Linked DNA regions of Homo sapiens: region 1 is linked to region 2. The links are chromatin loops, found by intact Hi-C in ENCODE. Cell type or tissue: natural killer cell. All regions are shown on one strand. Each heading gives the region's core, and the rest is flanking DNA. Links, peaks and the distances in the headings are about the cores only. Region 1 overlaps ETFA (electron transfer flavoprotein subunit alpha). Region 2 overlaps ISL2 (ISL LIM homeobox 2).

What was found. A loop is a pair of places that touch in the nucleus more often than their neighbours do. Peaks named below come from ENCODE experiments on the same cell type or tissue, not always from the same donor. Only the 100,000 strongest peaks of a DNase experiment are listed, where the experiment ranks them.
Region 1: it touches region 2 in a loop (3-fold over the local background); 6 of 110 quality-filtered maps call a loop at or near these places.

The regions. Positions count from the first base shown.
Region 1 is chr15:76,283,727-76,286,632 of GRCh38, forward strand. ETFA (electron transfer flavoprotein subunit alpha) reads right to left here. Exons shown (of 12, transcript NM_000126.4): 6 at 2,645-2,755; 7 at 1,911-2,012; 8 at 31-99. Among named protein-coding and RNA genes, the nearest start is that of ETFA, 26 kb to the right of the region's middle. In natural killer cell, for the core only: a CTCF peak has its summit at 1,722 (motif pointing left); a DNase peak (open chromatin) is centred at 1,695; H3K27ac peaks cover 402 bases.
Region 2 is chr15:76,339,750-76,342,655 of GRCh38, forward strand. It overlaps ISL2 (ISL LIM homeobox 2), which reads left to right. Exons shown (of 6, transcript NM_145805.3): 4 at 527-810; 5 at 1,385-1,552; 6 at 1,970-2,726. The coding sequence ends at 2,086. LOC124903532 reads right to left here. Exons shown (of 1, transcript XM_047433420.1): 1 at 2,644-2,906. Among named protein-coding and RNA genes, the nearest start is that of ISL2, 4.4 kb to the left of the region's middle. RefSeq lists enhancers at 1-191, 389-1,144. In natural killer cell, for the core only: a CTCF peak has its summit at 1,411; DNase peaks (open chromatin) are centred at 722, 1,442 and 2,132; H3K4me3 peaks cover 1,040 bases; H3K27me3 peaks cover 2,299 bases.

The DNA of each region.
Region 1 (2,906 bases), core at 172-2,671, 56 kb before region 2:
ATATCTTTCTACTAAGGAAAATAACTTTACCTGCAGCATGTAGTTGATCTGCCAAGTCATATAACAACTTAAAGTTCTCTCCACTCTTCAAGCCTCGACCTCATTTAAAAAGATGAAAAAAAAAAATTAGGCAAACATCAAATACATTCTGGAACAATTTTGCTATTTTATATACTGGAGTAAATTTTCATATTATGTAACTGCCATATTAAGCATGTCACCTCCTCTATAAACCTTTTCTGGCCTCTGACACTCCTATACTTCTATAAAGCATTCAACACTACTATGATTACCTAGTTAACTAATTGTGTAATTAATATGAGTTTTTTTCCCACTAGAATAAAAACTCTTTAATTTCAGGATCTATATCTATCTTGGTCACTGCCATATCTGCAATATTTAGCAAAACTCTACATATAATAGATGCTCAATAAATTTCTCTGAATGACTGAATAAAGTTATTATTTGAATGGGAGTCATCTCAAGGACTTTAAACTCCTCGAGAGGAAGAACATTCTGCCTTTTCATCTGTTTCTCCAGCACTTGGCAATAAGCCTGTCATAGAACAGATAACCAATATACATTTCTTGAATAAATAAGTGAATAAACAAGTCAGGGCCCAGCTCGGTGGCTCACACCTGTAATCCCAACACTTTGGGAGGCTGAAGTGGGCGGATCACCTGAGGTCAGGATTTCGAGACCAGCCTGACCAACATGCAGAACCTCCGTCTCTACTAAAAATACAAAATTATTATTTTTATTTATTTATTTATTTATTTTTTAGGAGGAGTTTCACTCTTGTTGCCCAGGCTGAAATGCAATGGTGCGATCTCGGCTCACTGCAACCTCTGCCTCCCAGGTTCAAGCAATTCTCCTGCCTCACCCTCCTGAGTAGCTGGGACTACTGGCATCCACCACCATGCCCAGCTAATTTTTTGTATTTTTAATAGAGACGGGGTTTCACTATGTTGGCCAGGCTGGTCTCGAACACTTGACCTCGGGTGATCCACCCGCCTCGGCTTCCCAAAGTGCTGGAATTACAGGTGTGAGTCACCGCGCTGGGCGTAGTGGCACATGCCTGTAATCCCAGCTACTCGGGAGGCTGAGGCAGGAGAATCGCTTGAACCTGGGAGGTGGAGGTGGCGGTGAGCAGAGATTGTGCCATTGCACTCCAGCCTAGGCAACAAGAGCGAAACTCCATCTCAAAAAGAAAAAAAGAAAACGAAAAACAAGTCAGATATATCACTTCAAAATATTAATTTTTTTTTCTCAATGATACTTGCAATAGAAGGCTGTCTGAAAGCTTATTTTGTTGGATGTTTAATTGCAAGGATTTAAAAAGCATAACAGTCCTTATTTTTTCAAAAAGTTAGTCAGTGGGCCATAAAAAAATCATTGTTTTTAAAGACAAGGAGCATGATGTATAAAAATAAGCATGTCTTATGCAATATTAACAGTTTTGATATTAAATGTTAAGAAACTTTTTAAAGAGTTATACACAAAGACATGGACAACTCTGGAAATCTTTCCAAGTGGAAAGAAGGGTAGGAATTATACACAAGATGGCCCTGAAATTCAAGCCAGTTCTATCTATAATTGAGAAGCCAACCATACTCTGCAGAATTCATGGAAGTCCATCAATAAGATGGCACCAAGTGGCAAAGTTATGCAGATAAGATTTATACCATGCTCCCCCTGGTGCCAGTGACTAGGTGTGCAACAGAAACCCCAAACTGTGTATTATGCTCATAATTTCATTTTCCTAATTGGTTAAATGGGAATAATATCCCAAACTTCCCAACTTCTTACATTTGAAAAAGATCTGTGTACTTCTAAAATAAATACTAAAAATAAAAAAAAAAATCAAAGTATTTTCAATTTACATCTTTTAAGATTAATATTTCACTTACCACCAGATACCACCACTTTGGCACCTGTTAGCTCTGGTCGATCACTTTTTGTTAATTTCTGGTCAAGCCACTCTGATATTTCCACTGGTGAAGTACTTGATGCTGCATACATTAATACATAATAAAACAATGACTATGATTTCAAGTTCTATAACAAGAATTATTTTCAAGAGAAACACACAAGTATATAATTCCACGAAATTTAAGTTAATTACTGTGAATTTTCAGTGCTCCTAATTAATTCTCTCTGATAATGGAAAGACTTAAGGAGACTAGATTCCAGCCTTTGCCACATTAGCTGTATGACTCCAGAAATCATTCAATTCTCTGAGTCTGAATATAGAATAACTTTCTTTCTATGAGGTTCAAATAAGACACTATATATGTTAAAGTGTGACACCCTCCACACGTTTCCTATTACATTCTTCTGTTATACTGAATCACCCAAATATAATAGGAAACAGTGACAAGAGTAAAAAAGCTTAATCTTAATAGATCCTCTGTCTCCCACTCCCTTGATCTACCAAAGCAACTATCCTAGTACCAAAGATAATGTGAAAAAGATGTAAGTTATACATATTTATTATTTTTGTATAAGCTTGGGAATATCATTTAAATTGAACTTTCAAATACTATTCATTAGAAATGTAGGCAGAGGTCATCTCTTATTATAATACAGTCTATGAATTAAAAAAGTAAGAAACAAAACAAAAAAACTCCAAATGAACACTCACCCTTTTCTGAACTGGCACTACCGCCACTTGTTGCTGCAGCATCAAAGGATGTTCCACGGACAGAAAACACTTTCACTTTCTCATCACACTTCACTGTACATAGAGCATTTCCTGAAACATACAATCTATTTCTTAAAAGCAACAGCAAAAGGCAACAAAACTAGCACTCCTTTGATGCTTGGAATTTACTTCACAGACAAGGCAAGAAATAACTATTGACCAGTTGTCTTCTAACTCTATTAAGTATAGGAAAAAATGAACC
Region 2 (2,906 bases), core at 292-2,791:
TGGCCTGGCCCTGTCCAAATGGGCTCTGAAGGAGGGGAAGGGCCCTCGTAGGCCCCCGGCATATTCGCACCTCCCACCCAGTCCCCTGGGCAGCGCCTCGCCCTGGGTCCACGTCGGTCCCTTTCCCTCTCCAGAGTCCTGGGCAAGCCTCTTTCCTCTTCCTCTGAAACTCCGACTTCTTCCGGAGGGCTTCGCTCGTTCCGAGGGTCCTGCGACTGGAGGAGGCACATCCCTGAGCAGCCACTCCCTCCCCGCAGCGGCCTGTCGCCGAGCTCCCGCGCCCTGCTTGAGCTCGGGAGAGATCGCTGCGGGGCAGTCCGGCCCGGGAGCGAGAGAAAGAACGAAAATGCACAGCTCTCTCCGAGTAAGGCGAACAGATGGAGAGGAAGACGAACAATTAAACGAAACAAACAGAATAAAACAGAAACGAAATCGGGCCCCGGGGGGCTGGGCCACCCGGAGGTTGGGCTCGGGGCGGGTGGGTGGCGGCCCCTCGCTAACCTCTGGCCTCACCCTGTCCTGGCAGACGCTGGGTCGGGCCGGCAGCCCGCGTTGCGCCCGCACGTGCACAAGCAGACGGAGAAGACGACCCGCGTGCGGACTGTGCTGAACGAGAAGCAGCTGCACACTCTGCGGACCTGCTACGCCGCCAACCCGCGGCCCGACGCTCTCATGAAGGAGCAGCTGGTGGAGATGACCGGCCTGAGCCCGCGGGTCATCCGCGTCTGGTTCCAGAACAAGCGCTGCAAGGACAAGAAGAAATCCATTCTCATGAAGCAGCTGCAGCAGCAGCAGCACAGCGACAAGACGGTGAGCAGCCGCTGGGCCGGAGGCTCGAGTCGGGTGGGGGCTGCGCTTCCGCCGCGGTATCTGCGTGCCCTTTTCTGGGCGAGCCCTGGGAGATCCAGGGAGAACTGGGCGCTCCAGATGGTGTATGTCTGTACCTTCACAGCAAGGCTTCCCTTGGATTTGAGGCTTCCTATTTTGTCTGGGATCGGGGTTTCTCCTTGTCCCAGTGGCAGCCCCGCGTTGCGGGTTCCGGGCGCTGCGCGGAGCCCAAGGCTGCATGGCAGTGTGCAGCGCCCGCCAGTCGGGCTGGTGGGTTGTGCACTCCGTCGGCAGCTGCAGAAAGGTGGGAGTGCAGGTCTTGCCTTTCCTCACCGGGCGGTTGGCTTCCAGCACCGAGGCTGACCTATCGTGGCAAGTTTGCGGCCCCCGCAGATCCCCAGTGGAGAAAGAGGGCTCTTCCGATGCGATCGAGTGTGCGCCTCCCCGCAAAGCAATGCAGACCCTAAATCACTCAAGGCCTGGAGCTCCAGTCTCAAAGGTGGCAGAAAAGGCCAGACCTAACTCGAGCACCTACTGCCTTCTGCTTGCCCCGCAGAGCCTTCAGGGACTGACTGGGACGCCCCTGGTGGCGGGCAGTCCCATCCGCCATGAGAACGCCGTGCAGGGCAGCGCAGTGGAGGTGCAGACGTACCAGCCGCCGTGGAAGGCGCTCAGCGAGTTTGCCCTCCAGAGCGACCTGGACCAACCCGCCTTCCAACAGCTGGTGAGGCCCTGCCCTACCCGCCCCGACCTCGGGACTCTGCGGGTTGGGGATTTAGCCACTTAGCCTGGCAGAGAGGGGAGGGGGTGGCCTTGGGCTGAGGGGCTGGGTACAGCCCTAGGCGGTGGGGGAGGGGGAACAGTGGCGGGCTCTGAAACCTCACCTCGGCCCATTACGCGCCCTAAACCAGGTCTCCCTGGATTAAAGTGCTCACAAGAGAGGTCGCAGGATTAACCAACCCGCTCCCCCGCCCTAATCCCCCCCTCGTGCGCCTGGGGACCTGGCCTCCTTCTCCGCAGGGCTTGCTCTCAGCTGGCGGCCGGTCCCCAAGGGACACTTTCCGACTCGGAGCACGCGGCCCTGGAGCACCAGCTCGCGTGCCTCTTCACCTGCCTCTTCCCGGTGTTTCCGCCGCCCCAGGTCTCCTTCTCCGAGTCCGGCTCCCTAGGCAACTCCTCCGGCAGCGACGTGACCTCCCTGTCCTCGCAGCTCCCGGACACCCCCAACAGTATGGTGCCGAGTCCCGTGGAGACGTGAGGGGGACCCCTCCCTGCCAGCCCGCGGACCTCGCATGCTCCCTGCATGAGACTCACCCATGCTCAGGCCATTCCAGTTCCGAAAGCTCTCTCGCCTTCGTAATTATTCTATTGTTATTTATGAGAGAGTACCGAGAGACACGGTCTGGACAGCCCAAGGCGCCAGGATGCAACCTGCTTTCACCAGACTGCAGACCCCTGCTCCGAGGACTCTTAGTTTTTCAAAACCAGAATCTGGGACTTACCAGGGTTAGCTCTGCCCTCTCCTCTCCTCTCTACGTGGCCGCCGCTCTGTCTCTCCACGCCCCACCTGTGTCCCCATCTCGGCCGGCCCGGAGCTCGCCCACGCGGACCCCCGCCCTGCCCCAGCTCAGCGCTCCCTGGCGGCTTCGCCCGGGCTCCTAGCGGGGAAAAGGAAGGGGATAACTCAGAGGAACAGACACTCAAACTCCCAAAGCGCATGATTGCTGGGAAACAGTAGAAACCAGACTTGCCTTGAAAGTGTTTAAGTTATTCGACGGAGGACAGAGTATGTGAGCCTTTGCCGAACAAACAAACGTAAGTTATTGTTATTTATTGTGAGAACAGCCAGTTCATAGTGGGACTTGTATTTTGATCTTAATAAAAAATAATAACCCGGGGCGACGCCACTCCTCTGTGCTGTTGGCGCGGCGGGAGGGCCGGCGGAGGCCAGTTCAGGGGTCAGGCTGGCGTCGGCTGCCGGGGCTCCGCGTGCTGCGGGCGGGGCGGGCCCGGTGGGGATTGGGCGCGGCCGAGGGGGTGGGGCTGGGCGCATGCGCGCTGAGGGCCCTCCCAGAAGC